Linked DNA regions of Mus musculus: region 2 is linked to region 1. Evidence: chromatin loops called from intact Hi-C (ENCODE). Cell type or tissue: heart. All regions are shown on one strand. Links, peaks and the distances in the headings refer to the core of each region. The heading gives the core; the rest is flanking DNA.

Evidence for each region. A loop is a pair of places that touch in the nucleus more often than their neighbours do. Peaks named below come from ENCODE experiments on the same cell type or tissue, not always from the same donor. Only the 100,000 strongest peaks of a DNase experiment are listed, where the experiment ranks them.
Region 2: a loop joins it to region 1, with 2.3 times the contacts of the local background. A loop is called at or near these places in 3 of 42 quality-filtered maps.

The regions. Positions count from the first base shown.
Region 1 is chr3:145,791,030-145,806,366 of GRCm38, reverse strand. All of the region lies in intron 1 of Ddah1 (dimethylarginine dimethylaminohydrolase 1), which reads right to left. Among named protein-coding and RNA genes, the nearest start is that of Ddah1, 40 kb to the right of the region's middle. In heart, for the core only: no CTCF peak of the experiment used is centred there; DNase peaks (open chromatin) are centred at 4,026 and 7,346; H3K4me3 peaks cover 617 bases; H3K27ac peaks cover 3,790 bases.
Region 2 is chr3:145,885,008-145,900,344 of GRCm38, reverse strand. Ddah1 (dimethylarginine dimethylaminohydrolase 1) reads right to left here. Exons shown (of 6, transcript NM_026993.3): 5 at 11,118-11,261; 6 at 6,068-8,903. The coding sequence ends at 8,787. Gm35187 (a long non-coding RNA gene) reads left to right here and starts at 9,666. Exons shown (of 3, transcript XR_003954575.1): 1 at 9,666-10,012. In heart, for the core only: no CTCF peak of the experiment used is centred there; no DNase peak of the experiment used is centred there; H3K27ac peaks cover 1,649 bases.

The sequences.
Region 1 (15,337 bases), core at 3,856-11,855:
TAAAAACAACGTTGTCTATTTCATTTAAATCTGAAAGGAGGCTTTTTGAAATAAAAATCTCAAAGAATCGACTGTGAGGGGTTTTTGGTTTGTTTGTTTGTTTGTTTGTTTTGTTTTGTTTTTAAATATTGATTCAGGGATTTTTGTATGAGTTACCTAAATCATAATGTACACATTTAAAATTGATAAACATTGTGTCAGCATCACAGAGTGTTTTTAATATGTGTCTATACACAGACAGTATACCAGGATATACCATATCCTATTTGCATGTGACTTAGAAGAGATCGGCCACTTTCCTTACGTACGACTCCTGCCTCCCCTGGCTTCCTTTTGACTGGCAAGTCTTACACATTCAGCTTCAGAAACTGAAATACCAGGCACACGGGCTTAGCTTAAATCATAGCTCTCCTAAGATAGGACCAGGTTGCAATATGATTTTTTTTGTTCTAGTTTAAAATAAGGTATTAGATGCAGGACTTTCAATACTGTTCACAACTTTAACAGCTGTAAGTTTAAAAAGAAATCATGTGTGAAACCTAATCCTCCTCCCCCAGTGTAAGACAAAGGCACCCTGACTTTTCCTGCTCTTGCCAAGTGCATGCCCTGAAGAAACTTATTTTGCCTCAAAAGGGCGTTGTTTTCGGCTGCTCTGCAGATGATGAAGGGCATTTAATTTTTTATCGACTTACATCCTGATAATTCTATGTATCCACTAGCAGTGGGAGCAACAAGTGGGCTTGTTACGCTGGATAAGCAGGCAGGCGGACAGAAGAAGCAGAGAGCCTTATGCTCGCTCCCTGCCCTCCTAGAGCTGACAGCTAAGTGCCCCGACTTGCATCACCCTTGGGCTTCACTGGTATAAATGCCGGCAGGACACCTTCATTACATCCTTGAGCCTGGCTCATCTCCATCTTCTCGACAACAAGAAAGTTATCTATCTCCAAATACAAAAGATCGGATGACTCTGCAGCCCAAACAAATAACCTTCATTATTTTTCCTTAAATGGGACAGACCACAGTCACTCCACTCTGGTGTTCACAGCCTCTCTTCCCAGTTTCTCTCCTTCAGCTTTGAGTTCTAGTTACATCAAACGTCTTCCTGCTCAGTGGAGATTCTGCATACTTCCCTTGTTTTCCCAAGGCTGATGAAAACAGCCTCACCATTTTCCAAGTGGGCCTCCTACACATGCTCATAGACTTGGTCAAACATGGCCTCCTCTGTGAAGGCTACCTCATCCCTCAGCAGGGACTCGGCTCGAAAGCAGGTGGCATTCACTTCTCCAGTGGCATCTAAAGCTGTCATTTAGAAAGACCCCTTCCTACTGGGCCTAGCAACTTTGGGAACAGGAGCAAACAAAGAGCACGGCCTCTGATGATGAGAGTGAGAAGGAAGAAAATGCCCGTGGAAGAGCAGAGCCCCTGTCAAAAGGGTTTAGCTGTTAATGGCTTCCGTTGCCCATCCATGGTCTGAGAGGTTTTGTGGGAACTTGGCGTATCCACAGATGCTCTTTACAGTTCCACCGAAGCGTCTCTTGGGAAGGACCCTTAGAAGCCAGGGATGGGCAACGGAATTCTACCACATTATTATAAAAATCACCCAGGGTATGTGAAAGCATTCAGCTACTATCCTTCATGATACCAGTTTGATATAGGGGTGGGAGTCTGAGAAATAGCAGTAAATTGTTATGAACCGACTGAACTAAATAAGTGTCTGGAAAAACGGAAGTCGGGAGCCTAGAATCAGACTGAAGAGACAAACCAGGATCTAAGGCTGAGTAAGCAAAAGAAGACTCCCTGCCAGGCAGAGAGGCAGGAGACCTGCCTGGAGTAAGATGCTCCTTTGCCTGGCAAAACGTGGCCTGAGGAGTTGCTGGTTCTGCAGCATGCAGTGCACTCTTTCATTAGGAGCTTGTTTTATAAGGCCAGCCTTGTCGTTTATTTCTTTGTCCCTAGACCTAAGCAAATGACCAGCCATTGCACAGCTGTCTAGATCCAGAAGCTAAAACAGCAGATGCTCAGCTCTGTTAAATCTTTTTTTTTTTAATTTTTAAAAATTGTTTTCTTCATTCATATTCCCTGTGCTATCCCAAAAGTCCCCCATACCCTCCCACCCGACTCCCACTTCTTGGCCCTGGCGTTCCCCTGTACTGAGGCATATAAAGTTTGCACGGCCAATGGACCTCTCTTTCCACTGATGGCCGACTAGGCCATCTTCTGATACATATGCAGCTAGAGTCAAGAGCTCCGGGGTACTGGTTAGTTCATAATGTTGTTCCACCTATAGGGTTGCAGATCCCTTTAGCTCCTTGGGTGCTTTCTCTAGCTCCTCCATTGGGGGCCCTGTGATCCATCCAATAGCTGACTGTGAGTATCCACTTCTGTGTTTGCTAGGCCCCGGCATAGTCTCACAAGAGACAGCTATATCAGGGTCCTTTCAGCAAAATCTTGCTAGTGTATGCAATGGTGTCAGCGTTTGGAGGCTGATTATGGGATGAATCCCCAGATATGGCAGTCTCTAGATGGTCCGTCTTTCGTTTCAGCTCCAAATTTTGTCTCTGTAACTCCTTCCATGGGTGTTTTGTTCCCAATTCTAAGAAGGGGCAAAGTGTCCACACTTTGGTCTTCATTCTTCTTGAGTTTCATGAGTTTCACAAATTGTATCTTATATCTTGGATAATCTAAGTTTCTGGGCTAATATCCACTTATCAGTGAGTACATATCATGTGAGTTCTTTTGGGATTGGTTTACCTCACTCAGGATGATGCCCTCCATTTGCCTAGGAATATCTGAGAATTAAATACATCTTTGAAAGCCAATTTAAAACATTTGTAAGCTTTCGTTTTAAGGTATTGGGTAGATAATTTACTGTGAACTATCTTCATAACTCAACGTGGTCTGGCAGCACAGGTTCCTTGAGGGCGAAGTACACAAGCCACACTACCTGTTCCAATGTTATTTGTTATGGGATACAAACAAACAGAGAAAGAGCCTGCTGTTGGAGCCACTGGATTCTACCCAGTGGGGAGTTGATTACTTGTCTGATTAGACCCTCCAAAAAATCACAATGCTTTCCCCAACCAGGTGTGGCACCCCAGGTTTGCAGCTCAGCATGCGGAAAGTAGAGACTGGAGAATCAGGGATTCAAGATCATCCTTGATTACAAAGCAACTCTGGAGCCAGCCTTAGCTACAGGAGACCCCATTTCAAAAAGGCAAAACTAAAGCAATGAGTATAATATTCCTTCACTCTGAGCAATACAATCTTCCCGGGATGGCTGGTCTCTTATTATCATCTCTGTCTCTGTCTGGTTACTTCCTCAGCAAAAAACTCTGTGTATGTCCTGTAGGTATTACAACTCAGTCCTTTTCCCCTTACACCCTCTCTTCCTGCCCTCAACATGTTGAGAGAACCCCCCTTCTCTCCATCCTTGGAAGAGCACACTATCAGTTTCCTAGGCAACAATGAAACATCTCAAGAAAGTGCAAACATTATGTACACAATGTTTCGATGAAAGGTTATTTTATTAGCCTGTCTGAGGAGTCATGATATAACTAGGGTAAAATGTAAAATAAAACCAGCATTGTGGAAACTCTGCAAGGAGGATTAAGCAAAAACAAGGCACGGTAACCCTTGCAATCTCAGACCTTGAGAGGCCGAGGTAGGAAGACTGATGACAGGTCAAGGCCAGTCTGGGGCTGCATAGTGAGAGTCTGCCAAAACCAAAAATGAATATTAACATTAAAAAATAAAACTGGAGGGTCTCATCTATAATTTCATATAGTAGAACCCGTGTGCCAGCTTATAAAGTTCCTTATCAAGTTCCCATGAGTCCTGATAGAATCAAGGATCTCATATACTCTCAACATTTGACCCACGTCTTGGACTAGGTGGGTAGAAAGGCAACTTGCTTACAGTTTTACCATACAAGGACGCTGCATCCCAGACCCGTGAACCTGGGCCTTTGCACATATTTTCTGCAGCTGCTGATCCAGTTCTGAGCCAAAGTTGTGCTTTGAAACTTTAGATTCCTGTGTGTTGTGATAATAGACCAGAATTTGGAAGTGCCGTGGAAAATCTAGCACTCTGGCAGTCTAACAAGGCTTCTGAAAAAACAATTTAACATCTGGACCCAAGTGTTCTGTGGAAGTCCAAGACCAACAGAGCAAGGAACGTTTCTTTCAGTAATAGTTAGAATTTAGCACTTCCCTCTCTCCCATCAAATAAACGGACTTCTCTGATAAAGCCACAGGGGAGAATTACAAGTGCATTACGGTGTAGAAAGCGGGCCTTCTGGACAGGCATCACTGAATATTTTCTAATACGCTTCTTCTGTTTTCAGCATTACTCTTTTGCAAAACCTGGCTCTGAAAAACAAACATTCAAGCAAAGCCGTCCTTCCTAAACCTTCCTAGAGATAACGGAGCAAGATCAAATCTGTAGTATCATTCCTCCCACAAGTTTCTGGGGAAGGCACGGGTTGGGAAGGTTCCTCATTTCTTGGCCATCAAAACAAAAACTAGGCTGGGCGTGGTGGCGCACGCCTTTGATCCCAGCACTCGGGAGGCAGAGGCAGGTGGATTTCTGAGTTCTACAGAGTGAGTTCCAGGACAACCAGGGCTACACAAAGAAACTCTGTCTCGAAAAAAACAAACAAAAAACAAAACAAAACAAAACAAACCTATGTTAATGAGAGAGGTGTGTGAACAAACCTCTTCTATCCATGTTCTCTGGGGTCACAGGAGCCATCAGGACAGAAGACCCAAAGAACCAGGAAACCCTTTTCTGTTTAGGTGGAGTGAGGTTAGGTCACTGTGTCAAATGTGATTGGACAAAGGCTATGATGCTGGATGAAGAGGGACGGAGCGAGGATTGTTTGTTCAGACACATCTCGGATTCTCTGGGTACCACTCCTTCTTCATGGGATGGAGAGAGAACCCTGTGATGATAGTCTTTGAGGGCAGATGAAGCAAGGGATCCTGCTAGGATTTACTGCTTATTCTTGGTGATGAGTGGAGGCCTAGCTCCTGTGACCCATCTTGAGAGAAAGAGAAATGCACTTTTTTTGTATGTGACTCCCTTAGGGGAGAAGCAGGTTGTAGGGACAGGAGGAAGGGGAAGGCTAAAGAGACTTCACCTTAGAGACCTCCCAATATCCTTTAGTTCAAAGTGTTCAGCACAGCAGGTCTCATATACTAATGCACTGTTTGCTGAACCCCAATATGATAATGGCTGAATAGGTACTCTTAGTATATCTCTAAACAACCACAGCAACACAAAATCAAATGCAAAAAGTGGTTTTTTTTTAAACAGGAATATTTACTAACTTTCTATAAAACTTTATGCATTAAAATGTATACCTTACTTAGGTAATAACAGGTAATTATTTAACATGTGTCAGGCTCTGTGAGTTTAACTTTGAAAATGATTATTATCCCTTTGTTCTAGATAGTAAATGATGCGCTGGCACACTGGCATAGAGAAACTGACATAGAGGTAAACAGAAGAACTCAGAAACAGATGCAAGCACATGCAGGATGTTATAGGGGCAGAGGGTGAGCTCATAGCTCAGGACAAAGAAACCTTTGTAGATGAGTTTGGGGTGTGTGTGCAAAAGACAGGGTATTCAAAATGGCCCTGGAAGCTCAGTTCTCCATATGGGAAAAAGAAGAAATTGGATGCCTTGTTTACACAATATACAAGAATAGATTTCAAATCAAAGCAAGGTCTTAAATGTGCAGGGTCGGAAGCCCAAAGCGTTAACGGTCGGGGCCAAAAAAATGTCGTGTCTACTTTAAAACAGGGGGCTCTACAAAGTAAAACAGCAAATCCTGAATTCGGAGGTGACCGCGGTAATGTGTGCACTGAGGGAAGTTTACAGAACACACCAAGAACTCCTTTGAAGAAGAAACCCAGCCCAATATCCAGGCACTGGATAGATCCTGGAGTTTCAAACAATCTGGGACTTGGAATTCATGGCACGCAGGGAGGAGTCAAAGGCACTCCACTTAGAAGCAGAATGAATGGAAACCCAAACCAGCCATAAGCGCACAAGAAGATCATAGATTAGACATAAACAGGAAAGCCACCACAGGATTCCATTTCATGTTCGCTACACTGAAGACACCAAATCAAAAAAGGATTTGGAGTCTTGGGAGGATGTGGTCCACAGGCACCCTGGCCTTTGCCTGTGGGAACATCAGTGAGACAGTCACTTAGGAAGATATTTTAGCCCAATGTAATATATCTGAAACCTCTACAACCCAGCTCTTCTCCTAGGAATCGATCTGAAAGGATCTCCTGTACCTGTGGCCTGAGACATGTGAAGATCTATTGATTGCAGGATTGGTCACAGCAGCAAGAACCTAGAAACAACTCTGATGTCACTAAACTCAAGGAGAAGAAGTCACAGAGTCATACAGACTCAAGTCACAGCAAATTCAGTGGGACTGAATTTTATAACTTTGGGGTGACACATATGTCATCGGTTGTAATGAATAATAAGGGCAGGTAGAGTCCAAAGGACTGTGGGAAGGAATACACTCTAGGAGAGGATACGGGAGCCTCCCAAGTATCTTGTCCATACGCTTGCAGAGCAAGCACTTTACCAAGACACCTCTCCAGCCCCTAGTTACTTGTGCAGTTACTGACTTTTGAAATTTATTTTTATAAACAACTATCTCCAATTTCTGCAGAGGAATTCAGAATTCTGAGGTCAGCTTTAGAGCAGGCTGGACAGCCTGCAAGAATGCAAAGTCCTGGGATCGACTCTAGAGCAGACTGGGCAGCTGGTGAGACTACAGAACCCCGGAGTCAGCTCTAGAGCAGGCTGGGCAGCTGGTGAGAATACAGAACTCCTGGGTCAGCTCTGGAGTAGGCTGGACAGCTGCTGTTTTCTAATCGAGTTCTTATAGAGTTTTCAGTAGGGGGTATAAGTCTGCATGGAACTTCATGGAAGATCACACTGGAATTTAATTTTTAATTATACAATCTCTGTGGATGAAACCCAGCAGCTATGAAACAATGAAATTACTAAGCTGAAGGGGAATAAGTGTAAAATATTCCAATCTGAGACCAAGCTGATTTTTTTTAAAGGGTCGTCTCAGAGACGTTCCTCGTCTTTTTATTTATTTACTTATTTATTTTGGCAGTGCTGGTGATTGAACGTAGTGAAGGCCAAGACTATACAGCTGAGATCTAACCCTAGCCTTCCAGTCTGTCTTAGAGATGTTAAGTATTAGACACTTTAACACAGCACATTCCATTCTGCTAATGATTACAAATGATTCTTGCTCTGGGGCCAGGCAGGAGGAAATGGAGGCAGATGATAAGCGTTCAAAGAGTTTGAGCAGGGATGGACATGGTGACGAAATCTGTGGTGCTCCTGGCAAACATTCCAATGAGAGGCACAAACACGGGCTTCGTCTCTTTGAACCTCATTTGTTAGGAAGCTGCTGTTGCTGCTGTGGACAGATAAGATCCAAGACCAAACAAGGATGCGTAGGCTTGCTACAGCACAAGGCTTATCTCAGCAGCTGGCTCTCCTCTATTTAAAAAATCGGCCCAAGAAAAGCATTTTCCCTGACAATTCATGCTCTCCTGGCACTGCAACCAAAGGGGAAAGCATACAAGGTTCATGTTTCTTCTCTCCCATTAAGATAAGACCCAGAGAAACCCCTGTAAAGTAGGAAAATTACTAAATTCTTTAAAATACAATTTTCTTTTTATATGGTTCTCATTACATAATTTGACACATCTGGGGTTTATAATTTATAAAAACAGAAAGTAAAAGACCATTAATTTGGCCCGGGATGGGGCAATTTTACAGCTTAAAGCTCTGGTGGGCCATAATTTACGAACCAAATGCTAAGAGGAGGCCTCACAGTCTGTGGGGGCTTAATATCTCATTTACATATCTAAGTTTAAGTGCCCAAGGTTTCAGAAGAACCCAAAAATGTTTTGTCCTTTGGGCTCTTGCTCAAGCAGTCAGGGCTTGGAGCATCCCGTTGGTCATCGGGACCTTCCCTCTCGGTGCACTGGAGAGACACTGAGGCCTCCTCTCAAGGCGTGTCCGGGGCACAGGGTCATCTCTCCTGGTGCTGGACACTAAACTCAAGGAACGTCCTTCATGTTATGCTGCGGTGCCTCTCCCTGTCTGAGGTCACTGTAGTGTAAGGGCAAGGCATAGAGACCACAGCCAGGAGTAGTGCGACCTCTGTCCCTTGCTGGACTCCGTCCTTGTCTTCCTCTGTGCCTTATGTGTTGTACTCATTATTTTCCCAGTTGATGCGACTAAACACCCACAGCAAACAGCCTAATGGAGAGAGGTTTCCTGACCTGATTGACCTCCACGGGGTTGCTCGAAGACATGGGAGGATCAGGAAACAGGTGGGAAGGGACACGGAGCTGGAGTATAAGTCACAGGGCTTACCTCTCAGTGACAGGCTTCCTCCAGGTAGATCTGTCCTCCCCAAGTTCCACAGCCACAATATCCCAAAACAGTGCCGCCCGCTGCTGACCCGGGGCTTAAACACACGAGCCCTCGGAGAATGTTGCATATGCAAACCCTTCCGGACTTCTCTGAAAAAGGGGGTAGCTTCAGATTCAGTTCCACCTCCCCGTCCTGAGTGCAGCAACGAGGGAGGTTCTGTGAATGTGAGGTGCAGAGGCTCACAGGGAGACCGCTCACCCCACATTTCACATGAACAGTGTCTCTTGGAATTACATGATATCAGAGGGTGGCAATGAAAATGTCTGGCCAACACATTTTTAAAATAAACCCTGTTTTCAGGGCAGTGTTAGATTGACAGGAAAACTGTAAGCCAGTACAGATTTTTTCATGCACCCTGCAACCTGTTCCCCCTGTTACTGACCTATTAAGTATGATGGTACATTCATTATCACACACTGCTACATGGTCAAGGACTCACTAGCAGGAAAGAAGAATCAAATCTGGATAGGGTATCATCCTTCACCCCGTCTCTCCCTGAGGCTCCTCTTGGCTGTAACAGTTTAAAAACTTCACAAGTTGGAAACTTTGACAGCTGTAAGGAGGGTCGGTCAGTCAGCTCTTATGGCTTCTTTGTAGACTGTCCCTGGTTTTAGATCTGACGATGTCCCTTCCTCCTGAGACACCAGGTTTATGGCTTATGGGATGGCAGAGATGGAGGAGGCAAGGGGCCATTTTCACCGCTTGACACTGACTGCACACTCTCAGTGGGAACTTGCCTCACCCCACCAATGTAGTGTTTGTCCAGTTTCTCTCCTGATCCCCTTGGCTCACCAAAATGTCTTTGTATGTGCAGCCAGCAGCCGCATTTAGGGAGCAGTGAGTTCTGGGCTACCTCCCTAAAAGCAGAATGCTACATAAAGGTTTCTGGATTCTATGTGAGAGATGTTTTTTGTATTATTCACTGACTTGTTTACATCAGGAGAGACTCGAGGGTGTTTATATCACACTTCTGTTACAAACCTCGAGCACTGGCCTTTGAGAAGGTTTCAGTCCGCTCCTGCTGCCCCCTGACACACTTCACCTCTGGGTTCTACTGGGGTGTTGTTCCTTCTAATCCTCTCAGCCAACAGAGCACAGAAATATCTGTCTGTGTATATATACGCATGTATAATATTTATTATATGAACTCATAGAAACATCCGATAGCATCTCCACACATAACCATCTGTATCCACATAATCAAATATGGATTCACAGCGGTCTCTTGAACTCTAAGCCACAGCTGCATGGAGCTGTAAGCTCCCGTCTCCACCCTCTGCTCCCTCACCTAACTGTTTGCTCCCGCAGCATCAGAACCACCACTAGACCTCTGAGTTCAAGAGCTGATTCTGCTTACCACCTAAGGGAGTTTCCTCATTTCCAAAGTTACCTAGGTCAGCGCCTCCCTCCCTCCCTCCCTCCCTCCCTCCCTCCCTCTGTCTCTCTGCCCCTCCCTCCCTCTCTCCTCCCTCCCTCCCTCCCTCCCTCTGTCTCTCTGCCCTTCCCTCCCTCCCTCCCTCCCTCCCTCCCTCCCTCCCTCCCTCCCTCCCTCCCTCCCTTCCTCTGTCTCTCCGCCCCTCCCTCCCTCTCTCCTCCCTCCCTCTCAGTAAAGCTGTTTCATACACTGTGATATAAACAGATTTTTAAAGAAAATTCTGCTTTCCATAGGGGGACCCCCCCCACCCCCACCTCCTAAATGCTTCTTGTAGTTTGTCATACATTCGTCTGTCTGCATCATTTCTCCAGTGCTGTGGAGTGCTGGAGGTAATTACAAACATGTGCTTTCACAGTAGCCACAGCAACGACACACTGGGCAGTTTTCAGTCTCCCCAGATCTCCAGTGCTTCACCTACTCAATGTCCGCCCTATCGCTAACCCTTTTGCGTTGCTGTGGTTGTGTGTCTCCCGAGTTGTCCTATAGAAGGAATCACACAGTGTCTAGGCTTTCCAGAAGGACTTCTTTCAGTCAGTAAGGCGTACTAAAGATCTGTTTTTGCCTTACACAAACTACTGCTTGTCTCTTATTCCTAAATAATTCCCTTACATGAGTGCGCCGTAGTTAGTCTATTCCTTTACTCACTGGGCAGCTTCTTGCATCCAGGTTTGGGTGATTATGTAGGTGTTCCATACATAATTAAACGCCAGCATTTGTGTACACATAGAATTTCAGTTTATTTGAGTGAGCCCAAGGACACGGTTGCTGGACTGTATGGTAAGGCTCTTCTGGCCCGGGGAGAAGCTTCTCCATGGCTGCGCCATTTACATATGAGCAGGAAGAATTCCTTGTTCTGTATTCTTGCCAAGCAGCTGATACTGATAACTTTCCTCCCGCCATCTTGTTAGGCAAGTTACATTCCCCACATTTTAATTTATCATTTATTAACAACAGATGACATTGAATGTTTTATTTATGGAGACGTTGATTTATTAATCATATGATTTTTTTTATTGTTGAGCTTTGTTTTTTGTTGCTGTTGTTTGGTGGTGGTGGTGGTAGGTTTTTTGTCGTGTGGGTTTGCGTTGGTTTTTGTTTGTTTGTTTGTTTTGAGATAGGATGGGACCCTGGCTCTCCTGGAACTTGCTATGTGGACTGGGCTGGCCTCCAATTCACAGAGATCCGCCTTCCTCTACTTCCCCGGTGCCAGGATTAAAAGTGTGCACCACCCCCTCAGCTTTATCATTTAGTTTTAAGAATTATTTAAATATTTTGTAAAGACCTCCACTACCAGGTATATGTTCTACAAATATTTTAACTCACCCTGTAGCTTTTAATCACGTAACAGAATTCAGCCACTTCAACACCTTTATCTCAAACCTACAGTTTTGGGGTCTGTGAATTTCCCCCATTGTTTAAACTATGCAGCTATGGATTAACTAAAGAGACTAACATAACAGGCTTTTAAAAAATACTTGTCAAAGATTGGTTAACTATACCTATGTGGTTTCATTTTTACATGATTTTTCTAGCTTATAAATCCCAGCCTTCATTGCTGGTACAGAAGTGGCTGGCTTTGTATATGAGGATTTTGCCCCAAAACTTTGCTATATTTTTTGTTCTTAAAAATATGTGTGTGTGTGTAAGAATGTCAATCTTTTGAAATTTTCTCATGTAGAAAATAATGTCATTTGAAAGCAAAGGGAAGTTTAGTTTTCTTCCTTAACATATAGACACCTTTTATTTATTTTGTCTTATTACACTGGCTAAGACTTGCAGGGCCTGTTCCTAATCGTAAAGAACAAACACTGAGCCTGTTACCCGTACGCACATGTTAGCTGTGGGGATTTGGTGTGTGTTCTTCCTTAAGGAGGAATTTATCGTATGCTATTACTTGTGCTCGGAGGTGGGGTGGGGTGCCTGACATGCGCACGTGAGGTTAGAGGAGAAGTTCCTGGTGTTGGTTCTCTCCTCCTACCATGTGGGTCCCAGGCGATCGAGTCCAGGTTTGCAGCAACCTTTACCCTCTCTCTAAGCCGTCCTGCTGGCCCCTTGGTGGAAGTTCTTCATCTAGTTAAGCATGGTCCCCTACATCTGTGGCTCGCTGAGAGCTTACATGGATTCTGTTGTTGTTCTTGTTTGTTTCTGTAATTGTGAATGGGTGTTTCCTCATACAGTTTTTTTCTGAGCATACTACTAATATAAATGTAAGACTTTTCTTCTTTTTGACTACTGATTTGGAAGATTGCATTGATATTCACGTGCTGAATTAGCCCTGTGTCCCTGGAACAAATGCTACTAGTCATGGTGTATAATTGGTTTGTATACTATTGTTATAGAATAGTATTTGTTAGTATTTTGAGGGCTTTAAAACATTACTTATTTTATTACACATGTGCATATGTGTACCACATGTGTGCAGGAACCTGAGGTGGTCAGAAGAGGGCATCGGATCCCCCTGGAACTGGAGTTATAGGCAGTTGTGACCTGCTATGTGAGGAGATGGGAACTGAACCCAGGTCCTCTGAACAGCAAGTTCTCTTCAACACAGAGCTACCATTTTAGCCATGAGGTTATGTTTAAAGTCAATCTTCATAAGATGTACTGGCCTTTAGGTCTTTCTTTACATTGTCTTTATCTGCTTGGTATTAGGATAATATTGGCTTTGTAGAACAAATTAACAGGTGTTCTCTCTGCTTCTGGTTTATTGACAAGATCCCAGGGAACTGTATCTCTCCTCTCTTTAAATGTTTGGTAGAATCTACCAGTAAAAACAATTTGGCTTGAAGCTTTCTACTTTAAGATTATTAGTTATAGAGTAACAGAGATGGCACAGGGTCCACAAAACTGAGGTGAAGTATGGATTTGCAACCTTGTATAGCTTTGTTTTCCGTATAAACAAAGATGTTACTGGTTAACAAGTGATGTAGGAAAAAGGGCTCTTGGGAGGTTCTTTAAGAAAACATTTGCTTACTTTCTTCCCTAAGCCAGCATCTCTATCTTCTTCCCTAAGCATAAAACAGATACCATTATCATTACCTTTTAGTTCATGGAAATGTGTAATGACCAAGTAGTGTTTAAGCTTTTTGAGTTCCTAAAAGACTTTACAAAGGGATATGTGAACCCTCTGTCACAGAAATATCGAAGCTTTGAGATTTTAAATTAAAATATTTATCTTCAAATGTTCTCTAGTGATTGTATACTTATTACTTTTATTACCATGCAGAATTTATAGAGAGGAATCATTGTTGGCTTTCCTTTCTATAGCATCAACATATAACAAGGAGAGAATATAAACACAGAGAATATTAGTTATGTAAACAATTAGTGAACACGATCAGCCATTAGCCTACTGTCGAGGGCTGCAGGAGAGACGAGATAGCGCCCATGCTGAAATATTTATTTGTGCCTCTGTAAGAGGCTTTTGGTGTTTCGATCATTGAGGTCATGCGCCACTGTCTTTAAATTACAGCCTCGTTTGCAGTTCATTTTCGGGGGAGCTGTCAGGCCGTATCAGCTGCTGGGGTAATCACGTGCTGCGTTTCACACCATAATTCTTTCGTGTTGGAACTAAATCTCACTTTGGGATTGTAGTTTCAGATTTTCGCCCTTCAAAGACAATCCCCCGCTTTTTAACATTATCACTCCTCTCTGCAGAGATAATGTACAGCTTCCTGGTAACATGGGCAACAGCGCCTGGGCTCAGTCTCCAGCACACACTCACACAAGAGAGAGAGAGGTGGGGGGGCAGGGAGGAGAATAGAGGAGAGGAAGGGAGAGTAGGAGAGAGAAAATGAATGTGCTTTCTTCCCTCCAAGCCCCAGTCCCTGTCTCCATACAGTACCTCGCAGACATTTATATTTATTTGGTGGGTAAATGGAGTTATATTTTCCCAGTTTACAATGAAACTGGCCAAAAAAAAAGCCCACACAAACTGCCAGACACTCATTCGTGTGTATGTGTGTGCATGGTATATATGTGCGTTGTACGCACATATGTATGCAGGCGTGCACTTTCTTATCCACTTCTGTGTATGCAGAGGCCAGAGGAGGACATCAAGTGTCTATCACTCTCCAGCTACTCCGCTGGGAGAGGATCAATGAACCTGGAGTTAAGCTGACAGCCAGCACCCGCAGAGATCTTCCTGTCTCTGCCCACAACAGGGTTGGGACATGTGGTTGCTGGGATCTGAACTCAGCAAACAGCTAGGGCTCTTAACCAATTTACAGAATGCATTTTAAACTAGAAAACTTAAGAGGATTCATTCAATTAAACCATCATTTCCCAAGCCTGGTCACCACTAATACATAAGATTCACTATCCCACGGAATGCTTTCTATCAATTAAATGTCTCTTTGCAAGAATCCAAATCCAAGGTTGGGAAAATGTGTGCTCTTCCGTAGTTAGCTGAAATTTCCCCTTCAGCACACACATCACTCCCATCAGACCCACTCTCTGCATTCGGGCCTTCCACACCCCCAGTAGTTACTGTTTCTTGTTCTCTGTCTTGTAAGTTACACTGTGTCCACATGGAAATGACTCCCTAGTCCTAGCTCTGTCACGAATGGTTTGGTTTTGGTGTTGGATAAGTGCATAAAGCTATATTTGATAGTGAAAATATAAGATTGGTATGAGCACCACAGCTCCAGAATGGCTGTTCTAACTGTTCACCCGCATGTGTAGACTCTGGGTCTGATTAATTTCAGTGGGTGATGCTTTCTATTTGCAAGGTTTTTTTAATGATAAAAGTTATTTCCCTTTACTTACTGATTCAGGGTGCCAGAATTACTGGCCTCTATCACCATACCCAGTTTACCTGAGATCTTAAAAGTCTTAAGAAGACGACATTTTCCTGGTACACTAACTTAGACTAAAGCTTCTAAAGTTCCTTATTAAGTCCAGCATGAGCTTCATTTAAACTCCTTGTTTTATAGTGGAGTCAAACAAGGCTTGGAGGGGTGCAGCAGGCTCCTTGGCATCGAAGAATCAGTACCTGGTACTGTTTCACCCTTAGTCCAAGACAAGTAAGCATGCCTCACATAGAAGAGGTCCTAGATTCCAATAGAAACCCAGCTTAGCCCCACAGTTTATAAATATTTCATATTTCCTCTGTTTCCAGTGGGGCTTTTATTTTACCACGTGCAAATAAGCTTAAGGAAAGGGATGCAGGGGGAAGGGGAGAAGAAACTAGAGAAGTGGGTGTCCTAGTCAAGGCACGTTTAAAAATCTGTTCATTTTCTGGAAAAAACAATGTTTGCCTGTGTGCCGCTTTATGTTGCTGCCCAGGAGCCTGCTTGGAAGGATCAAACTAGTCCCTGAACTCTGTTTAGGGTTTTTGTGCCAACTGGTTCATATGGTAACTTGGATTCAAGCAAGACTTTACAACTCTGCGCTCTGTATATAGACACGGC
Region 2 (15,337 bases), core at 4,463-12,462, 93 kb before region 1:
CCCGTGAGCAATATGACCAAATAAAATGCAAACATCTAGGGCTAGATGTCAACACAGAAGGTCAGAATTTTAAACAACATTGTGTGACCAGAAAGTCCCGGGAACAGCTGCAAAATGGCAACTTGATGTTTGGGACCAAGTGCTCACATGGTGTGTCTAAGTTTAGAATCAACACAGTGTCTATTAAAGAGGGCCTGGACCGGCAGGTCTGGGACGTGATGATCTTTCACTCCGAGGCCGCCTGCGGCTGATTTGGATCCAATAATTTTCTGATACTGAGTGAAGGAGAGCCTGGCCACAGCACATGCCTCCAGCTCAGAAATGTGCCAGGAATTAGGATTTAAATGCCAGCTCTGTGAGACAGCACTGGCATTGCGCCACCCCACCCCCACCCCTCTCTGACCTGCTGTAACTCTTCACCACGGGCTCTGTGCAGATATACTCTGACCTCTCCAGCTCCCTCCTGGGTATCTCAGCCAGCTCCTTGTTGGGGGACGCTGACCTTGTGAATCCTCACCTGGGCCCCATCAGAAGCATCTCCAAGCCAACGGGTCAGCAGCAGATCAGAGCGAAACAAGAAAGGGACTGATGTGTGTCTTCTCAGCTTGGGGCCTGCTCTGGCAAGTTCCAGACGCACCTTCTTGTCTTAGTCTTAGAGGCACAATCTGCCATCCTAGCCCCGGTGAGCCAAGGAGTGTTGTGACGGCTGGGTTTGCGGCGTCTCACTCAGCCCCTGCATGGAGGTTTAGCATTGAGGCCTCTGAATGAGCTGTTGGCTCTGCTCTCTTCCAAGTGTCAGTGAATTCTGTTTCCTGCTGGAATCCTCTCTAAAGTTTTACCCTGTTTATCATTAACTTTTAAATTAATTTATTTAAGAGACGGGCTCTAATTGTGATGCCCAGGCTGGCCTGGGACTCATGGTGATCTTCTGCCCCCAGTTCCTGGGTGCTGGGGTTACAAGTGGGAGAGATGGCACTCGGCTCCCATTGCCATCTAGCCCTGGTAACAGCTTCTGTCTTCCCATTATTTTTTAGGCTGAAAGAAAACACGAGAGAGAGAGGGGGGGGCCTGGTGTTTCTCTCCTAGTATTAGTCCTAGGGAACTTCACACACTCATCTGGGTCCCCAGTCAACAAAATAGATGACTTTGTTCACATCCTGTCCTGGAATTTTGAGCCTCTGTTGGGTGCGTGAATCAGTGTTTGTTCCACAAGTTCCTTCCAGAAGTAATAAAACTAACATTTCTACAGAGCTGAGCTCTTGCTTGGAATAGAACTTGTTTGCTGTCAGAGCTTTTCTGTGGAATCCATGTAGAATAAGCAGTTATTGTACTTTGCTGGGATACAGGGTGTTTCAACACCTAGCATGTAGTATTCTGATTGTATTTGGGGGGAACTTGCCTCTTAGGGTTTATCAAATTTCAATCAATAAGCTTCTTTGTCCATGTAGAGGTACATAACTTTATGTTTCAAGAGAAATGGTTAATGGACCAGTTGAGGATGTGGGTTAAGAGGTACAAAGTTCAGATACATGTGATGATTGAGTTCTAGAGGCTTAATATATAGCCATAGGGTCAAAACTAACATCAGCCAAAGGGTGACAGCCAACATCAGACATAGGAGGAGCACAGCTAACAGCAGACATAGGAGGAGCACAGCTAACAGCAGACATAGGAGCACAGCTAACAGCAGACATAGGAGCACAGCTAACAGCAGACATAGGAGGAGCACAGCTATCAGCAGACATAGGAGGAGCACAGCTAACAGCAGACATAGGAGGAGCACAGCTAACAGCAGACATAGGAGGAGCACAGCTAACAGCAGACATAGGAGCACAGTCAACAGCACTGCACTGCATACTTAAAATCTTTTTTTTTTTTTTTTGGTTTTTTAAGACAGGGATTCTCTGTACAGCCCTGGCTGTCCTGGAACTCACTTTGTAGACCAGGCTAGCCTCCAACTCAGAAATTCACCTGCCTCTGCCTCCCAAGTGCTAGGATTAAAGGCGTGTGCCACTACTGCCCGGCTTAAAATCTTGAAATAAATGAACAATTTTTAACATTCTACACACAAAAATGTCAACTATAATTATGCAATTATTTTATAATTTATATGTACTTCAAAATGCCAAGTTTCAATAGGCCATTTACATTTATGTACTTTATCTCAAATTAAGAAAAAAAAAAGACCGGGCTAGGGAAAAAGCGAACTGCCTTTGTGGCACCATTTTAACACGTTGAAGCTTTGTCCTCACTCAAAATAAAGCAACCGAAGCCTCTGTGCATAAATAGAGGGGCTTTCCAACACCTAGCAATGCCATGGCCTGCAGGCCATGTCACAAGTCAGCCCAGGCAGCGCTCTCCCGAGTGTCTCGCTGGCATGGTCCCATGAGTCTACTGTGTTTATTTATAGTGGCAGTAGCATATTTGGCAGCTCAATGGTCTCTAACGGCCGATAACCCCAGATACCATGTGCTAAAAGTAACCCAGCTCCCACTACACTAGAAATAAGTGTTTGGGGAGGGAAGAAGATAGGAACATTCCAACTTTTCTAACGGGATAGGTGGATGGAGCAGCTCCATCACACGCCGAGGACACCTGTAAACTCACGGTGGAAGCTGCCAGGCCACGGTGGCAATCAGTGATGAAAATCCCCAGTTATTTCTGGAGTGGTTGATTGATGTTTCAAATAGAAGTTGATGTTTTGAAAGGATCCAAGCATACGGTGATAGGAGTTAATGAGGATAATGATGATGCTAATGATATTTACATTATTCCTTCTTTCCAAAGACTCTCCCAGCTCCTTTATCTCATTTGTGCTGAAAATGTCCCTTTGGAGTTGAGAGGCAGATGTTAGTAATCTTTTTTATTTTTATTTTTTTGGGGGGGGGGCGGGGCAAATAGAGGAAGAGTTGATTGCCTGGCTGTCAGGCTCCACTCAGAAGGTGAGTAGAATGAACGGAACTTGGGGAAATCAAACAGAGAGAAACGCCAATGTTTTTCAGTTTCCAGCCGCCCCTTACAATGATGCCAGGTCAAGCCTCACTATCATGGTATGGCTCAAAGCAAATGTCCTTGGGGAACCCTAACAGACTGACAAATGCTGTCTGAGAACTTCACCCCCGCATGCAGGGCTCTTGGCATTCCAGCTTGCACGGTCTTGCTGTGCTCTTCTGCTTATCAGTGTCAGCCAAACAGATCCACTTGCGTGACCCCACTCAATGTTTGTTCTGCATGCCCCTTCCCTCAGCGTGTTTCCATGTTGCGTGTGTATGGGTGTTTTGCTAGTGTATAAGTCGTGAACCATGTGTATGTCTGTGCATCATGTGCACACAGTGCCTGCAGAGGCCGAAAGAGAGCATAAGACCCACTGGGACTGGGGTTAAAGGACACTGAGCCACCAGGTGGATGCTGGGAATTGAGCCCTGGTTCTATGGAAGAATAACCAATGCTCTTAACTGCTGAGCCGTTTCTCCAGTCCCTAAGCATCCTTCCACAACGCCATCATTCTTGTGGCTCTAGTGTCTGTCTTCCTTGTCTTTTGCTGCATGCCATCTCCAGGAAGGCAGGGGATGTGACTCTCATTTCCCAAGAGCATGGTACCAGTACCATGTGTAAGGAACACCTGGTTTCGGAGTGCACATCCTATGTTCCTGCCGTGCTTCTGTTCACGATGCTCATTCAGCCTGGGGCGACGCCCATGCCAACCAGCTGAAGCCAGAGTAGACCTTGGCTCTCTTGAGATTCTTCTGGGTCCCTCAGCCTAAGAAGCACAGTGGCAAGGAAAGCAAGGGTAGCAATAGCTTATCAGTCCAGGACCTCACTCAGCGTATGTTGCACACTCCCACTGCTTCTTTACAAGTCACCTAGAAACCTGGGACCCCCGACTTACAGAACTGTGTGTAAGCCTTACTGTAAGCAATGCAATAGCTTGGTCCCCTGAACACCCTCTTGGTAATTCCTCTTCTGTGACTGTCCTGAAATGTATTCTGAAATTAAGAGAAATCGACACATCCAGACTGGACTAGTATTGGGTATACTCAGTAAGGGGGACCGTTTCCTCTGAGCAAATTTTTGAGGAGAAGCACCACTGACTATTTTATACCTATACGCAATTAGTAGTGCATATGATTAAAGTCAGATGCATTATGGGAAAAGACATGCACAGCAAACAAATCCTTATGTAACCCAAACCTGCCAGTCCAAACTTGAAGTCGTCATGCCTTGTTCCTTAGCCACCAAGGCCTCTTCCTCTTGGACAGTCCCAGACAGTGACCCAGTGTCCTTTGTCACTCCAGCTCAGATGTCCCACTGTTCTCTGGCAATGAATCTAGCCTGGACTTTTGTTTTGCTTCTGGATAAAACCCTCTGATGCTTTGCTACTTGTATGCACATCATCATTTTCTGAGTGAGACCTGGAAACACCCAGTCCAGACACCGCACCAACCTCTTGTTCTTTAACGGTTCTGTGTTGCTCACTGTTCAGTCCAAATATATGCACACTCGAGGTCTTACTTCCCTGCCCCTCCCAAGCAGCCAGTTCTCAGAAGACAGGGGCTGTGGCTCAGGGCCTTGGCAAGGTTGGGTTCCTGTTAAATATGTGGTCTCTTGTCTAAACTTACTCTTAGCCAGTGTTCTCTTAGCGGCCCCATTGCTAGACAACGTAGCTTGTCACGAGAAGGTATCTGTTCACTTGGAAAGCGTCATTGTCATGAGAAGGTATCTGTTCACTTGGAAAGCGTCAGGCAAGATCAGCCAAGGAACCTTGCCATGCAGGGTTCCCGTAGAGAGGACCCCTTTTCCCTGGGCGAGGAGCTGCAGACCCTGGCACTCAGTGGGAAGGTTTCATTTCCTGTTGGGTCAAGAGCAAGTTTGCAGAGTGTCCCTTGGCATTGAACAGTTATTAGCTCTATTGTCAATGTCATGGCAACCAATAGTAGAGAATTCGTTAGCTACATCAACTGAGAAGGTATGGGTATCCACTTGCTTGACCCCTCAACCTCCCCAAGGAGCTGGAGGACTGCTCTGCCCATCTGGGGAGCACTACGGTGTAGCATCCTGTTACTATGACAGGACTGAACTAACTGTGGGGCTGTGTGGAAGCCTCTAAGTGGCGCATTTCGACAGTCTGAGGATCCCTAAGGGCAATGTGAACATAACACATGTGGGTGATGTCATCGTGGGATTTAGGAAGGGCCATTCTGTAGGTGTATTGTGGAAGACTAGGGGCTGTTACAGCTGGTGATGTACACCTGTCTTTGCTGAGGTGGAAAGATGCCTCTAATTCATTTTTGAACAAAGAAAGTAGACTCTAGAATATTATAACGATGTCGAATTATTCAATATCTATTCATAAATGTGTGGTATTTTCTGAAATGTTAAGAGTAGTTATCTACGGGGGATGAGATTTTGCGTAATTTTTCTTGAAGTAAAAATTGAAATACATTTTATTATTAGCACTGTGTGTGTATGAGGTACATGAATAGGTGTGCGCAGGCCACCTTGCAGGTGTGAACATCACAGGACAGCTTGTGAGATCCTGGGGGTTGACTTCTGGTTGCAAGGCTTCTGTGGTAAGGACCTTTAGCTGCTGAGCTATTCTGATAACCCCATCTTGATGCTTTAGATAGTATTTTTGTATTGCTTGGGTTTTATTTTCACAGTGAAGAGTTATTGCCTTTTTAATAAAACACGGCTCTTTCAGATTACAAAAAGCTACTGGGATACAAAAACCTCATAAAGAATAACCTTCAGATTTCCTTTAAAGTTCTTACTGTAAAACAAATTAAAAAAAACCCTCATTTCAAAGCAGTTTTGCTGCTGTTTATTCACTGTACGTAGAGATGGGTTTCACAGACGTTTTCCTGTAAGTGTATCGTGTACGCACACTCCTCTGTCCTCTCCCTGCCTCCCCTTTGTCCTCTGCCCTCTCCCCTCCTCCCCTCCGTCTCCCTTACTACTTCCCATCAGGAACAAAGGAAGAAAAGTCATTCCGCTTAGCTGAATGGAATGCCATAACGTGCCAACTGGGCAACATGGTAAAAGAAGAAACGAGACAGACACTACTGGGCACGGTACAACTCACATTTTATTCTGTCTTGACTGGTGTACATTAGGAGCAGGCAGCTGGCAACTAGCGTCGGTGCAGAACTCCTCTGGACTAACAGGTCGTGGGAGATATGGCTGACTTTGGCACACAGACTGGATAACCACACATTGGCTGGAAGATGGCAGGCAAGAAGATAGAAAAAAAAAAGCACAAACCTAACACCGCACAGAAACTATGTCTGAATGTCTTAGAGAGTAGCATGCAACCCTACACAGGCCACACTGTGAGACTACAGCCTGGCCTAACTTCCCTTCTTAGAGATATAGAGATGACGGCCTTAGTGTTTGGTTCCTAGTAGCATTTTAGTGCAATGAACACGCTGTGGAGATCTGCAACCAATTGGTACAGCAACCCACCAGTTAAAGACATAGTGCTAACTATGCAATCCTTCTAGCTCATCTCTTCACTAAACCAACTCATACTGACCTGATCCTTCTTACCCAAGCTATAGACTTAGTTAAATGTAACTCCTCACATTGTTGTAATATCAAGAAGCATTTTTGTTGGTCTTCCCATCTTTGTGAGACACAACGGACGAGAGGGGAACTGGGGCAATGATTTTCCCTTTTAGAGGTAACGTTATGTGATGAGAACATCGAAGGGGCAATGCTGCGTGTATTTTGCGTGTTCACATCTCTGAATCACACAGGGGGTCTGAAGAGCAGAGTAAGATGGGGAAGAGGCAGCAACTCTAGTCAATTTCTCAGGACAAACAAGGAAAGAGGAGCGCAAAGGAAACGGGAACTGGAAAACCACCTCTGGTAGAAGAAACCGTTGCCATGGAAAATCTACTCACTCGTAACTGACTGCACGTAACAGGATGAGAGAAAGGACGTCAGTGACAGTTGCATGCTGGTACATATACAGTGGGCTGTTTTTCCTGTGGTGGATTTTGAGATGGTCACCTCTCTCAAGGAGAAATTGTTTTTACTAGTATATGGTCAAATTTAACCCCCAAAGGCAACCATAATTGCTGAGAACAAGTTTTCTTTATTAATTTAGGCAACTGGCTCACATTCATTTACCCTGGAAAAAACATAATTATTCACTCATGATATGTTGTGAAATATGACAGTGATCAGGATATGGTTCATTCGCAGGGTGCACAGAGTTAGATATTTGCATGTGCTATGAGTCTAAAGTTAGAGAAGCAAGGAAGAGATGGAGATGTCTTCAGAGAGATTGCCAAATATGAGAAGAGTGATGAAGGATGCCCTGATTGTCTCACTTCTATCCACTGGGGGGAATGCAATGGAGACCAGCCTCTCTTGTCTTCATTATGAGAAACACTGATCACAAAGGAGAGATAGATCTGACTTAGTCTTTGTCTCCTGAACTTTAAATACTGAATGACAAACTGCAGACTGTACAGCAAAGGTAGAAGTGACCAGAACTTTGATGACATGCCTGGCTGGGTCACTGTGCATTGTAAAGCACCATGTCCCTGCTCTGTTTCAGCTTTTAAGAAAAAAAAAAAAAAAAGGAATGCTCTCCTTCTTTGCTGTGGCATGCATGGCTCTCTGTGAGCGACCTGTGCCAGCTGAGCATTGTGTAATTTGAAGTTTCACTTGAATTCCACAGTAAACAATCATGGATATTTCACAGGAGACTCAGACATTGTTTGAGGCTGACCTTAGGAACCATTTCCTGACTGCGCTCCCAGGCCTGGGTGGAGGCAGCCCCCTCTGGCTCTCCCCGGACCATCAGCAATCATTGTACATGCTCTGCCTCTTTTGAAGGAAATGACTTTCTCAAGATCATGATGATTCTAAGGGGGTAGATACAAGGCGAGTCAGAAGGAAGCTCAGAAAGGCGGAGGTGGTGGAGTGGAGAAAGACTTCCCTCCATACTACAGGACTAGTCATGAGGCAAACTCATGGCATGTGACTCAGTCTCTCTAAGATGTACCCATGGGGTGTTTCTAGGCATCTGTATCTAACATCCTGCATCAACCACCTGAGGCTGGATTTACCTTCCTAGGTGTGGCAATGGGAAAGCCTGTCAGGGTGTGCCTCTGTGAGGTTCCTGTTCCCCGACCAGCCACTCTGACTTGCTGCTGGTGGTGGAGAGGTGGCTGTAAGGCAGAGAGAGAGGAGTGCACACAGGTTGGACCTTCGGGATGACATCCAGAACGCAAGAGCTTGGGTAAATCCAAGGTCAAGGCGATTACGAAAGAAGCGGAGAAGACCACAGAAAGACCCAGAAGAAAGGTTTTTAGGGGCGAGAAGAGAGGGGAATGGGAAAAAAAATCCACGTTCTAGGGAATTTCACAGGAGCCAAGCTTGATTCATGATACAGAGAAAGTCCCTTGCTTATCTGGCTGGCCGGGAAGACAGTCTTCAGAATGCCCTGCAGCTAAATCATTCCCACATTAAGGACACAAACACTGAAGTGAGGGGCTTCCACGCTATCAATTGCATTCCAATGATTCGTTAGTTCTGTATTTCCTAGGTTGCTTAATTCTTTTAGCGAATGCACAGGTTAGGTACCACCGTGAGGAAAAGGAGGGTGTGGGGAATGAGGTGATTAAAATTGGAATTAGTTTTTCTTTTCTTTTTTTGTAAACAAGAGTTAGTAGCACAGTGGCCCAGTAGATTGTCAAAGGAAAAAGGAGGAATAGGTACAGAGCCATCAGCCTGGCCTCGGCCACTTGCTGGCCACAGGGAAGGGACTCTCTGGCTCAGGAGTCTATCTTCTTGTTAATAAAAACGGAGCAGCAGGTGAGCAAGCCGTCCACCTTTTCCATCTCCGAGTTGCTCACAGGGATCAGTAGATGGTCCTTGAGTTTCTCATAGACCTGTGAGACAGTGGGAGTCAAGAAGGAAGAGGAGAGAGGGCGTTACATCCTGGCCTATTCCATCATCCTTGGGGTCAGAGAATTAATTCAGCTCATGTATCCATGCTTTTTAGTCATTTAGGCCCAAAATACACACGTTCACAAACCCACCCCAGAGCTGGCCACATGTGCTTGACCCCTTGTTCTGTGCTTTTTAAACTTCCAAATGAAGGATAGTCTCCAATGTGACTGTTGCGGAGTTGTCTGCCATTGTCCTTGAATCCAGTGCTAATCAGACCCCATGGCTGTGTGCCTGTCTGAACATCCCACCCTTCCCTTCGACACACTCCTAACTACACTCTCACGTTCCTTTCCTGACCAACTCTACTAGAAAAACGAGACAAATGTAAGTTAAGTGCGTGCTGCCGGTCACACTGTGTTTAAATTATAGGTGTGAATTTTGTAGCATCTTTCAACTGTAATGGAAAGCATGTGTCAAAGCATCCAATTAACTGTCCACAGATTTTTTTCCCCCCCTGTGATCAAAAACACACTTTAAAAAACAAAATTACTTGAAAATGCTGCTTAAAAACAACCCGGCCGGATTCTTTCAGCTTTCAGAAACACTGCGTTCCTTAAAACTCAGCACACTGGTTGGGGTGCAGGAGCGAACTGGGCTCTGAATCTAGGCCAATCAACTTACTACGGCCATTTCAGTGAAGTGACGTTCCTTCTGAGCTCATTCACTGCTAGGGCTGCTACAGGCACCAAAGATAATGCTTAGGAAATGCTCGGCTCAGTGTCTGCCCAGAAAGACCCTTGGCGAACAAGGGCGTTACTGATGTTATTCTCCCGCTGATGGACACAGGGCTGAACTGAGAGGCAGTTAATGATATTCTGTTGCTAGGTGATCAATGAGGCTGAAGTGGCATGAAGTCCTCAAAGTGGGGTCTGTGGACTTGCAGCTTGTTCATATTGTAGAGTCTAGGCTGGGGCCCAGGAGCTTGCATCGTTAACAACCCTGGCACAGAAGAGGGTGCGATACACTCACCGCTCATCTAGGAGCTACTGTGGTCTTTTGTCTAGGATTGGGAGCCCTACATTTCCCTCAGGTTCACACCTCTACTATGGTAAGTGAACAAGATTACCTCTGCATCCACCCAACTCCCTTTCCCCGTACTAACAGAGCAGCCAGGTTAGAGAATAAACCTTGTCTAATACAGCACAGCCTGCGTACAAAGCACAGCGAGGGTGGGAGAAAGGATTTGAGGAGGAAAGTGACTGCTTTGTGGGCAGAGGGACCCGAGCTCTTGGCCAAGAGCCCATGTAGAAAAAGCTGGGTGTGGTGACATCTACTTGTGACCATAAGCACTGGGGCAGTGGAGACTTGTGCCCTGATCCCTGGGGTTGTGGGTGACTCAGCCTAGCACACCTGGTAAATTCTAAGCCTGGGAGAGACCCTGCCTCAAAAAAACCCTAAAAAGTGGGTGGTACCTGAGGAAAGATCCAATATCGTCTTCAGGCTTCCACATGGATTGGCATGTCCTCTCTCTCTCTCTGTCTCTGTCTCTGTCTCTCTGTCTCTCTCTCTGTCAGCTGCACCCATGATAGCTCATCAAGGATACCCACTAAGAGCTGGGAGGAGTTCTTTTTTCATTTTTAGTTTTTGGAGACAGAGTCTTGTGTAGCCCAGGTTGACCTTGAACTCTGTATAGCTGAGGTCAGGCTTGGATTTCTAAACCTCTGCCTCTTAAGAGAGAGAGAGAGAGAGAGAGAGAGAAAGAGAGAGAGGGAGAGAGAGGGAGAGAGAGAGAGAGAGAGAGAGAGAGAGAGAGGGAGAGAGAGGGAGAGAGAGAGAGAGAGAGAGAGAGAGAGAGAGAGAGAGAGAGAGAGAGAGAGGTGTGTGCGATTACACCCTGCTTGTGCTCAGTGCTGGAGACTCCGCTTGAGGTTTTGTGCTTGGTAAGCCAGCATTCTGACACTTAGCTACCCCCACAGCCCTTGGAGTTCTTGTGTGAGAAACCCCAACTAGCAGGCAGAACCATCCCAGTCACTGTGTGCAAATGACTGACCAACTGCATGAGAGAGAAAAAGTCAATTCATGGTTCCCTTGCTATCAGCAGTCCTTTCTGCTGTCAGTGTTTTGATTTGTACAGCAGAAGGATGTCCCTTTTTGCCATTCCATCATGAGAAGGTCCCCAGAGAGGCTCGCTGCAGGACAGATGGTATTTTTACCTTTGCGCTTTCTGGGTACTCTTCTGGGGTTCGGTGCAGCAAGACATGCCCTTTGCTGGGGATATTTAGATATATGCAGTTGGCGGCCATGTCGTCGGGTACAGTGAGCTTGTCATAACGATGGTCACTCATCTGTTGCATGATCTATTAAAAAACAAACAAAGCAGGCTGAAGTGGAGGCTCCCACACTCACAGGGAGGAAGGCGGTAGGGTGGGACACAGACCTGTAAAGACCACCTTAGACTGCTTTGCAGCTCAGGCTCCTGACGTCACCTCTAGTCACTCAGAACCAAAAGAAGGAAACCTGACCTAGCAGGGATCTTATGAGTGTTCTCGTTCTCTTAAAGTTTGTATTTGTCTCTGTTTTTAAGGCTTAAAACGTATCTGTATTCTGGCTTATGCTCCTAAGACATGCCAGCAGCGCATAAAACAGCCAGGTGCAGAAATCTGGCTGGAAGTTTGAGAATATTCTTGGCTGAGAAAACAAGGCTGCCCTGGTCTTAGGAAAGACAGATCATTACAGCCATCAGAATGGTCAGTAAGAGATGCCTGTGAGCATGAACAAGCACATACAATCTGATCTTCTATGTACATCAAAGTCAAGGCCCAAATTTCCAAGAGATCACAGTTGAAAGTAGGTAGTTATACTACAGTACAAGTAGAATAGGGTGCCAGGATACACATTTGATACTTATCAAATCTCAAGTTTTCCATTTTAATGTGTTATTAGCACACAGTAATATACAATAATGGGTTTCATTTCAGCATTTCTAGACATGTGCATAATATGTTTTGGTTGTATTTACCTCTCTCCAGTTCTCTTGCTCTTTCCACTCCTGATCTCCTTTCTCTTCCCAACTAGTCTGCCTTCTACTTTCATGTCTTTCTATTTTTTAATGAGCCAATAAGCTTCCTTAGCCTGAGTCTGTATTTGAAGTGTCTCCATGATTTCTTCTAGCAGTTACAAAGTTGCAGGCCTTATGTTGAGGTCTTTGATCCATTTTGAGATTTAAACCAATTCTGCCCTACTAAAAAAGATCTCTCTTATTCAGCTCACTTTACTCTTTCTTAACCTTCACAGCTGAGACAGCACCAAGGATTACTAGAGAGAGGCCCAGTGACTGAAGGCTGCAAAGAGACCCTCAAAACATAGTATGTGATGGCCACCGCTCCCATTCAAGCCTATATACACATAAACAAAACCCGTTATGCTCATTGTCTTAATTCCCCAAGCACTAGGGAGGAGCATGAGTAGGTTTTGGTCCCAGGACATTGAGGCAGGGTTCTTCCACCATTATTGAATACCAGACAACAGCTGGTTGGGTTTGCAGCTTAAGTCTAGGTAAATAGGTGACTCAGTGCATTCTCTATTCACAGAGAAAGAAAACACAAGACTCACAGTAAGAAGTTTCGTGGCTAGACCACATAGCTGAGTTCTCACTAGGATTTCCTCTCCACTTGAGCGGGAGGGCAGATCTCCCACCTGTCAATCTGACTCACATGTGCCCAAGGGTGACAACCGGGCAGAAGGACCATCATCACTGCCCACTCCTTGTTTACCATCGAGGGAACACACTAAGTCTCCAAGGTACCGGAGTTGAGAAAGTGCCAATAAGAGACCAGACTTCCTTCCCCTCTCCCCATCAACTTCCTCCAGGGATTGGTCCTCTCCTTCTTTGGCCGTACTTGAGTTTTCTTCAGTTGATGATGGCATTTGTTTGAAATTCTAATCTCTGCTTTTCCTCACTCTTTTCTTAATCACCTTTTCCTGAGCTGTATTCATTAGAGCATCTGAGGGGGCATTCCAGAAATTACAGACATAAGGGCTGGCAGCCAAGCTGGAATAGTTTGAAGATAGTTTCATTTTTTCTTTCATTACTGGGAAGAAAAAGAATTATAATTTTCTTAATGGGGGAATAATTTAATGCTGAAGATATATGAAGCAATTTACTGATAAATTCTACTGAGGGTTTCTCTTAAAACAAATGCCTTAACAGATTACCAGTACTACCTCAGGAGGACCCTTCCAATTAATTTAGCCTCCTTGTTATCATCCTGGCCTCCTTGTTATCATTTTGTGGCAAATTATAAACCATGCTGTAAGAAATGACTTTTAATAATGAACTGGATATACACACATGGAGCTGTGAACAGTGCTGTCCCACTCAAAAACCAAAAGCTTCATATATCTGGGTCTCTCTCTCTCTCTCTCTCTCTCTCTCTCTCTCTCTCTCTCTCTCTCTCTCTCTCTCTCTCTCTCCCTCTCTCCCTAAATGATTTTAAAACAGTAACTGTAGATAATAGACAAGCAACCCTTCTTTTTCATAGAAGAGACACAGGGGGTTGATTATTTTGGACTTGCAGTATGTCTGCCATGTTAGCTGAGGACCAGGCTCCCCTTTCCTGTCCAAAGGGTTCATTTGCATTGCCTGTGTGCTGTTATTGACTGGTGAGATGGTTTGCCATTCACTTATAGCTGCGTCCAGGACACACACACACACACACACACACACACACACACACACACACACACGATACAGTGAATTTGCTGTTTAGAGGCGGGTGAATGGTGCAGGGATCACAACTCTTCATGGTGTGTTCTTATATGTGTGCATTTCTGTGTGTGTGTGTGTCTGTGTATTCATATAGATGCGTGAGTGTGTATGTGTGTATGTATGTGTGTGCATTTGTGTGGCAATGGTGTGTGCATGTGTGTTACCAAAAGGATGAACTGACACTGGGCACCCTGGCAGGATAACACTTCAAAGGGCCCAGGCTCCCGGAGAACAAGCAGAGGTGACAGTAACCGACAGGCTTTCTCTTCCCTTCTTGGACACTCAGTCTTGGGGAAAGATGAACATGATCCTAAGCATCCCAAGAATGTGACTGCTGGGCTGACTTCCAGGATTTTCCTTTTCTTAAGAAGGATGGAGGAAGTGGCTTTGTTCCAGAGTTCTTGGTAAAATGTCTGTGTAGCAGTAAGGACTGAACTTCCTGCTTGTCATAGCACCCAGCACCAAAACGGAAGCAGAAAGCACCTAAACTCTCTCTGTGCGTCAGCAAATTCCTCCTGGAGCAGCTTCCTCTGTATCCCCAGAGGCCTCAGGTTCAACTGGGAAAAGTCCACCTAAGTGCCACGCTATCCAGCCTGTGGGGGGTGGGGGTGGGGAAGATTTCAGAGGCAGGCTACATTCCAAATGTTGTCTCTGACTTTTGTCAGTGGAATTATTATTCTACTTTGAGTAACCAAATCAGAATGGTGATAATTGGGTCTGGAAGCTATTGATGTCTGGACCAACTCAACAGGCTTCACAGAGTGCCTGTCCCCTTGGGGCCAGCCACAAGGACCAAGTCAGGTGGTATGCAAATAGACAGATGCAAGGATATTCTAAGTGTTGCCTGCTGGAGGTGACAATCTGTAATTCAAGCATGGTGCCAAGCATGGGGAGGGTGGAGTCTACCTCTCTTATCGCAGGCACCTTCTTAACCCAGAAGGCACACAGTCCTAGAGAGAAAGGGGCTCTGGGCATCTCTGGGGCCACAGCAGCATCCTTGGATCTCTCAAAGCTGCTTTCTTGGAGGGCCTGGCCTGGCTCCCCTGAGTGGAGTTGCCACAAAGCAATGGGAACCAGTGGGAACACGCTGGCTTTCAGCCTGACACTCTATGCACAGCCAGTCACATTAAGCAGGCATTTCCGGCTGTTTCCCACATTTCTGGGAATTTTCTCATTGAAAGGATTGGAAGGCAGCCCTATTCTTCTGCTTCTTACTCATGCCTTCTTTGTATTACAGCAATTACATTAAAAAAAAAATCCTGGGCCGAGTGGTTGGACAGAACAACTTAAGGCTTAATTGGTCAAATACTGAGGCAAAGAGATAAAGAAGGCATTTAAAGATGGTTAGGAAATATTCCAAGCACATTTTTGGCTTGCTCATAATTGATCTTTCCATGATAGATATGTATGTACCCATCTTAACACAGTAAAATGAAATCAATATTAAAAGCAAGTAATTATAGACTCCACCAAGAGATACAGGACCCAACGCACAATCACTTCTCATTGCTACTAGGTAGCTGAAATAACTCTTTATTGGTTTATCATGCATCAGGAGTTTTATTGAAAGCCTAGCAATATATGGCAGTCTCCAAATCCTGGCCATCCTTTTAGGGCTCAGCCAGTATAACTGGATAATATTATAAATTGCTAACATGGCTTCAC